Linked DNA regions of Homo sapiens: region 2 is linked to region 1. Evidence: chromatin contacts called from ENCODE Hi-C data. All regions are on one chromosome and are shown on one strand. The core of a region is the stretch at or near the end of the contact, and the rest is flanking DNA. Distances in the headings are between cores, read along the strand shown. Region 1 holds the start of AKR1B1 (aldo-keto reductase family 1 member B). Region 2 holds the start of CREB3L2 (cAMP responsive element binding protein 3 like 2).

Region 1 (3,007 bases), core at 321-2,820:
TGATGCAAATGACCTTTTTCTTACCTTATATTTACTAATTTTCAACAGCAGGTTTTAGGGTACATGTAAACTCTTCTGTCCTATTTCAAACATCTCACAGTTCACTCAGTTCTTTCTGTTGTTTTCTTCCCTTGTCTGTGTGTAAATATCCAACGCCCAGGCCCATATTCAAATTTTAAGAGAAAAACCTGGGACGTGGGCCTGCCAGATGGTTCACACCTGTAGCTTTGGGAGGCGAGGTGGGAGGAGCGCTTTGAGCCCAGGAATTGGAGATCACCCTAAGCAACAAGCGGAGACTGTCTCTGCGGGGAAGAAAAAAGATTAGCCAGGTGTGGTGGTGAGCGCCTGTAGTCCCAGCTACCCGCAGTGCTGAGGCAGGAGGATCACTTGAGCCCAGGAGTTCCAGGCTGCAATGAACCATGATTGTGCCACTGCACCCCAGCTTGGGCAACGAGACCCTGTCACAAACAAACAAGCAAACAACAAAAACAGAAACTGAGAAACCCAGGTTATGGCTGTGGAATATAATATGCAATACTTAGAAGGTTAAAAATTCTAGGTTTTGCCTCAGCTCCCATACCACCACCTTTGTTGCTCAATTTTCAGATAATCAGGCTCAGGCTATTATTTTTGGTTTTTCATATCATATTATCATTTTTCATATCCTATGATGTTTCATGTCCTATTGTCATTCTCATCCGGCTAGGCACTTCTCGGGGACGCTGTGTGGTGTTGAGGTTTTACAGGGAAAATGCTAACCTTGGCGCCTCCTGAATTATCAACTAGCTACGGGGTGCCCAGATTTTTCTCCCGAGTTCCAGACCCAGGGCACCCCGAGGCGGCGCCTGGCCGAGGAGCTCCGCACTGCGCCTTGTTAACAGCTGGGTCCGGGCAAACTCGCGCCACCTAATTCTCTGCCCTCTACCGGCTTGAGATGCTTATTCCTCAGGGAGGGCAAGAATCGAAACGATTGAGACCAACTATTTACAAGTGAGGCAACCGGGCTACAGGTGCCTCGAGGGAAAGGAGGCTGGGTCTGCGCTCCCACACCTTGCCGACGGCTCCACGTCCCTGTCTGCGCCCGAGGTCCACCGGTCTGTGAAGCCCACTTTCCCCGCCTCCCTCTCGCGTTGTGCCGCTTGGGGCGCCCGCTAGGACCCAAAATGCGGACTGGTGGGCCGCCCATCAAGGGTTGCCCGCGGTAGGGCGGGGGCTCCCGTGAGCTGCTCCCAAACCCCACTCGCAGGATGCTGCCCTGACGCCCAGGGCCAACCCGGGGAGCCAAGGCCCCCGGTCTCTGCAAGGCCGACCCCAGCCCGCTGGGGACCCTGCAAGCCCGCGCGTGGCTCCCAGCACGCCGGGCGTCCGCGGGGCGAGCTGCTCAGGGTCACTCGGGGTCCCTCGCCAATACAGGCCGCGCGGAGAGTGTGAGGCGAGCCCCGGGCCCGCGCCCCCACGAGCACCTACCTTCCAGGTACCCAACCCCAGGATGGGCATCTTGGCGCCGTTGTTGAGCAGGAGACGGCTTGCCATGGCTGCTGCGCTCCCCAGACCCCCGCCCAGTACGGTGCGGCCTTGGCCGCGGCGCGTACCTTTAAATAGCCCGTGAGGTCGGCAGAAAGGGCGCCTGCGGTTGGCGCGCCGCTGCGCGAAGGAGCCTTCTGATTGGTTGCGCTGGGGGTGCCGCGGCGGCCTTCCCCAAGGGTCGGCGGGGATGCTTCTTCCGCCTGGTCCTAGTGGCAGCGGATTCTTTCCGCCCCCAACGCTCGCCCGCGCCCCGCGTGGCAGAAAGGAGTTCCTCAGCTGCTGTATCTGGTGGGAAAGCGAATGCTTTAGCGAAAATAACAGGCATCCCATAAATACATAGACTAGAAATAAGTTTTGGTTTCATTAAGAGCCCAGAAGAATGCCTTTGTTGTCCAACCCCAGTTTGATGCTCTTTGGGAATCTGACGAATACCTTGTCCTTAATCTATGTGAATCATACTGACTACACATATAGTTTACCGCACTTTGTTCTTAGACAAAGGTGCATGCCAGAAAAATGGCTTGCAATCCTTTTGCAAAGCACCTTCACAAAATATGGGTTTGCCCAGACTTTTTGTAGCCTTCTAGATCTCTCTTTGCACCCCACTCTAGGTGTTAGCTGTGTCTGTGCATACTAGGTGTGGTTCAGCAAGCCTTCCACCAAAAGCCAGCATCCTTTGATGTTCTTGAGGTTAGAAAGCCTTGATGGGCTTGATCCAGAACTCTCAGAAGAATTTGGAAAGTAAGGCTGTCCATTCAGAATCAGTAAGACAAATTTCATCAGTCTTTGGAAAGTGAGACTCTATCAAAGCAGTAAGTTCCAGTACAGTAACTTATCAAAACTCTCTAGAGGAAGAAAAGTGAACAGACAGAAAACCACAGAAGAAAAAGTTGACTCTAATATTGTAGCTTCCAGTATTTCAAATTAGAAGGTACAAAATAGTAAATTGATCACCCTAATTGGCAGGTAGAAACACACATTTTTCCAAGATAGCCTAAGAAAAGTCACTTGAAGATCCTTGAAGACAATTTTGGTTTCTTTCCAACAACCTCTCTTCATGATACTCTACCTCACCCCAACTGCTCTTTCTGCTCCATCACCCTCCGATCTTTCCCCTAATTATGCAAGATTGGGAACTCCATCTGCCTGGTAGTGACTCAAGCACCAGGTCTCTCTAAACTCCATGCCGGTGATTTTCCATTTGGTGCTTTCTTTAAAAGTGCTCCCTCCTGGAAAAATTTATACAGAACAGACTAGCCCAGATATTTTTCCATGTAACTTTTGTAAAAATTGTTGCTATTGGGCAAATTCATTTGTCCCCAAGTAATAGAATTTGAACTTGAGCCTAAAGCTGGGAACTTGCTTTGTGTAAAACAGCAAGTTCCTTCCTCCATGAGAGTCCTCTTGACTTGGAGGTTGCTCTGCCAATTGAACCTCCTGGGTCCAAATCCAAAGAGCTAATCTCTTGTGAAAATGATAC
Region 2 (2,909 bases), core at 319-2,818, 3.5 Mb after region 1:
CTCATTCCTTGTCTCAAAATAACGTCAGCCAGAGTCAAAGGCCAAAGAGGTGGAGCCTGCAGGCCATTTTGCGAAAGTTTCAAATATCTTGGTACTGACCCCATTAAAAAAGCGTGAAGGGGAAGCAGCCAAGCCTCCAGTGGTTTTCTCATTAGTGTCCCCCCTCACCCCAGCCCCACCCCCATTACAAACGTCTGCATGGATAAGAATCAAACAAAGAGATCTTGCATAAAGTCCTATGATCAGTGCTGGCTATTGAAAACAAAATTTCATTTTGCAAACTTAATACCAAAAACTTGACATTAAAAACTTTAAAAGAAATGTGCGTGCTCTGGGACAGCTTAATCCCCCAAGAGATCTCTGAGGCATTAGTATAAGACTGAACAAGCAACTGGTGAGCTGTCCCACCTTCCCCAGAGCCTTTCTTAAATATGCAACTGTCTCAGATTTTCCATACTCCTCTGCTGGTTTTTCCTCCGAAGAGGGAGGAAGGAGACTTCTTGGTCGTACAGTTTAAGAAAGCAAATAAAGCCGCCTTTCTCCCTAACGTAGAGGAGCCCTTTCAACACACACACACACACACACACACACACACACACACACACACACGTGTACTTTTTAAAATATAAATATGAAAGAAGAGGAAGGGAGGGAGAGAGGGAGAGAGAATACGAGACAGATGAAAAGGAAATGCTACTTAATCTTGTCCAGTTTTTGAAAACCTCAAAAAAAAATCAATAGCAAACTAGGCGGAGGCATGTTATTCTCAAAACACACACTCCCTCTCCCGCATTACAGTACTGTTAACAACAGCAAATGATATTACAGATGGAAAAAGCCTCAGGGAAAAAAGCATGAATTGTTAAAGGAATACAAAGTGGCATTACTCTCATGAGAAATGTAAAGGGGCCAGCTGCCCGCCTTCATCTGCTCAGACATTAAAGTACACCTCGCCCAGGACCTCTTGATTCTGACCATGCCCTGCCCCAAACCCTGCCTTCCCGGGTCCCAGGACTCCAGCTGCTCCTCGCGTGACAACACTTGCCCGCTTTGAAAGCCCTCCTGCCCCGCCCGCCGGGTCCTCACCGTGTGGTACATGAGGGCCTCGCCGTCCCCGGGCTCTGACAGCTCGCTCAGCTTGCGGTCCCACTGCAGCACGCCCTGCTCCCCGCTCTCCAGCACCTCCATGGCGGTGCGGGCCGCGCTGGGCCGAGGATGCTAAGCGCAGGAGGGGACGCGCAGAGCTGCCTCGGACCGGCAAGGTTCCTCTCTCTCCGCGTGTGCTTGCGTGTGTGCGCGCGCGTGTCTGTAGTTTTGCACTTGGAAAGCAAACGTCTGCTCCTCTGCCGGAGAGAGGATGGCCAAGCGCTCCCGTCCGGTGTCCTCGGAGATCCGAGAATCCCCAGGGACACGAGCCGGACCAAAGGCTGCCGGGGCTAAAGCGGGATGTGCATCCAAAATGAAGGCAGAAGACCCGCTCTCATCCCAGGAAAATCCCTTAGCCGCAAGCCCACTTGCCGCTACGGCTCCAGACACAAACTTTGAGGGACCCCAGGGCTCCTCGGCTCTGCTCCAGGACCCAGCTGCGGCCCCACCTCCCTCCAAGGCTTGACCAATTGGATATCCGCCTTGCCTAGCAGACCCAATCAGAAGTCTCATTCTCGGCTTTGTCCCGCCCCCAAAGGCAGAGGCCGCGGGAAGTCTCCGCCCACGCCTTGGAATGTAGCCGGGGAGTGTCTGTGACGTCACCGAGGAACTCCTCCTGCTTGAGCGCGGCCCGCTGTCTGCTGTCGCCTACAGCTGACCAATAGAGGGCTTGGGTCCGGAAGTGATGGACTGGAGGCTTGACTAATGTGAAAGGGGCGTCTGAAAGGTACAGCCAATGAAATAGCGACAAGAATACATTTTGTAAAAGAGGGAGGGTGAGTTCAGTCCTCTTGCTGAGAATCCTCAGAAATTTACCAGCGCGCCGACAGGGGGCGCGAGAGTTGTTGCGCGGGGGGCTTAAACATTTTCGAGTACTTTAGTTCATTTGAATCTCTCGGAATTTTTTTAATGGATTACATATTATACAAAAATACAAATATTCCTCATGCACATACATTTATATTAGTGCAGCTCTAGGAAATTGTCATTGTTCTTCACCTTTTTCGCCCATTTTCTGTTGGGTTCTTCTATTTTTTATGGACTTCACTTATTGTATGTTTTTCTTTCATCTGCTTGATAAGAGTCAATGGCATGCTTTTCCAGGTCCTACAGAAGTGAGCCCAGTCCTTGAATTCATAGAGCTTTTATCTCAGAGGAGTCAGGCAATAAACAAAGAAATAAACATTTAAATTCAGAAAGTGGAAATTGCTATAAAGAAAAATAAAAGCAGGAAAACAGGATGCGTCAAGATCGATGCTATTTTACGTGCTGATCAGGGAAGTTCTTCCTAAAGGAAATGAGATTTCGGGGGAAGCTGGTATTCACGTGATTGCTGGGGAGGCCAGTGTGGCTGCAGCAGAGGTGCTTGGCAGGGAGGGGTGGGAAAGGCCAGAAAGGTGAGCCAGGGCCAGAGCACCAGGCCTGCCTCCTAGAATAGGGAAGAGATGGCCTGTTCTAAAGGAATTCCCCCGAACACTGTGATTCTTCTTCCTCCTTTTTAATTCCAAAAATATAGTTTACCTATCTTAAATATAAAAGCAGGTCTTTGCCAGTTAGCTCTAGAAGTTTCTTACAATGGCACATTCAGGTATTAGCTATTGTGTTGTTTCCTTGGCAAGTATTTTTTGGCGGGTGGAGACAAATGTCTTTGAACTCTATGTTGTCTTTAAAGCAGCAGTTTATCATATAAACTATTGCATTTGTCTGGTCCTATCTTCTGGGGTCTTTTGAGATTTTTTTTTTTTTTTTTTTTTTTTTGAGAC

What was found. A loop is a pair of places that touch in the nucleus more often than their neighbours do. Pooled maps may share reads with other maps.
Region 2: a map of naive thymus-derived CD4-positive, alpha-beta T cell shows a loop between it and region 1 (13-fold over the local background). The contact joins the promoter of CREB3L2 here to the promoter of AKR1B1 in region 1. A Hi-C loop is called at or near these places in 2 of 168 maps with a recorded cell type or tissue (CD4-positive, alpha-beta memory T cell and naive thymus-derived CD4-positive, alpha-beta T cell) and 7 of 50 pooled maps.

Annotation. Positions count from the first base shown.
Region 1 is chr7:134,457,530-134,460,536 of GRCh38, forward strand. AKR1B1 (aldo-keto reductase family 1 member B) reads right to left here and starts at 1,571. Exons shown (of 10, transcript NM_001628.4): 1 at 1,468-1,571. The coding sequence starts at 1,533. RefSeq lists a silencer at 1,181-1,370.
Region 2 is chr7:138,000,518-138,003,426 of GRCh38, forward strand. CREB3L2 (cAMP responsive element binding protein 3 like 2) reads right to left here and starts at 1,569. Exons shown (of 12, transcript NM_194071.4): 1 at 1,087-1,569. The coding sequence starts at 1,188. It overlaps LOC124901752 (a long non-coding RNA gene), which reads left to right and starts at 1,790. Exons shown (of 3, transcript XR_007060551.1): 1 at 1,790-1,873. RefSeq lists enhancers at 594-1,192, 1,109-1,248, 1,193-1,790, 1,339-1,428, 1,519-1,588 and 1 more.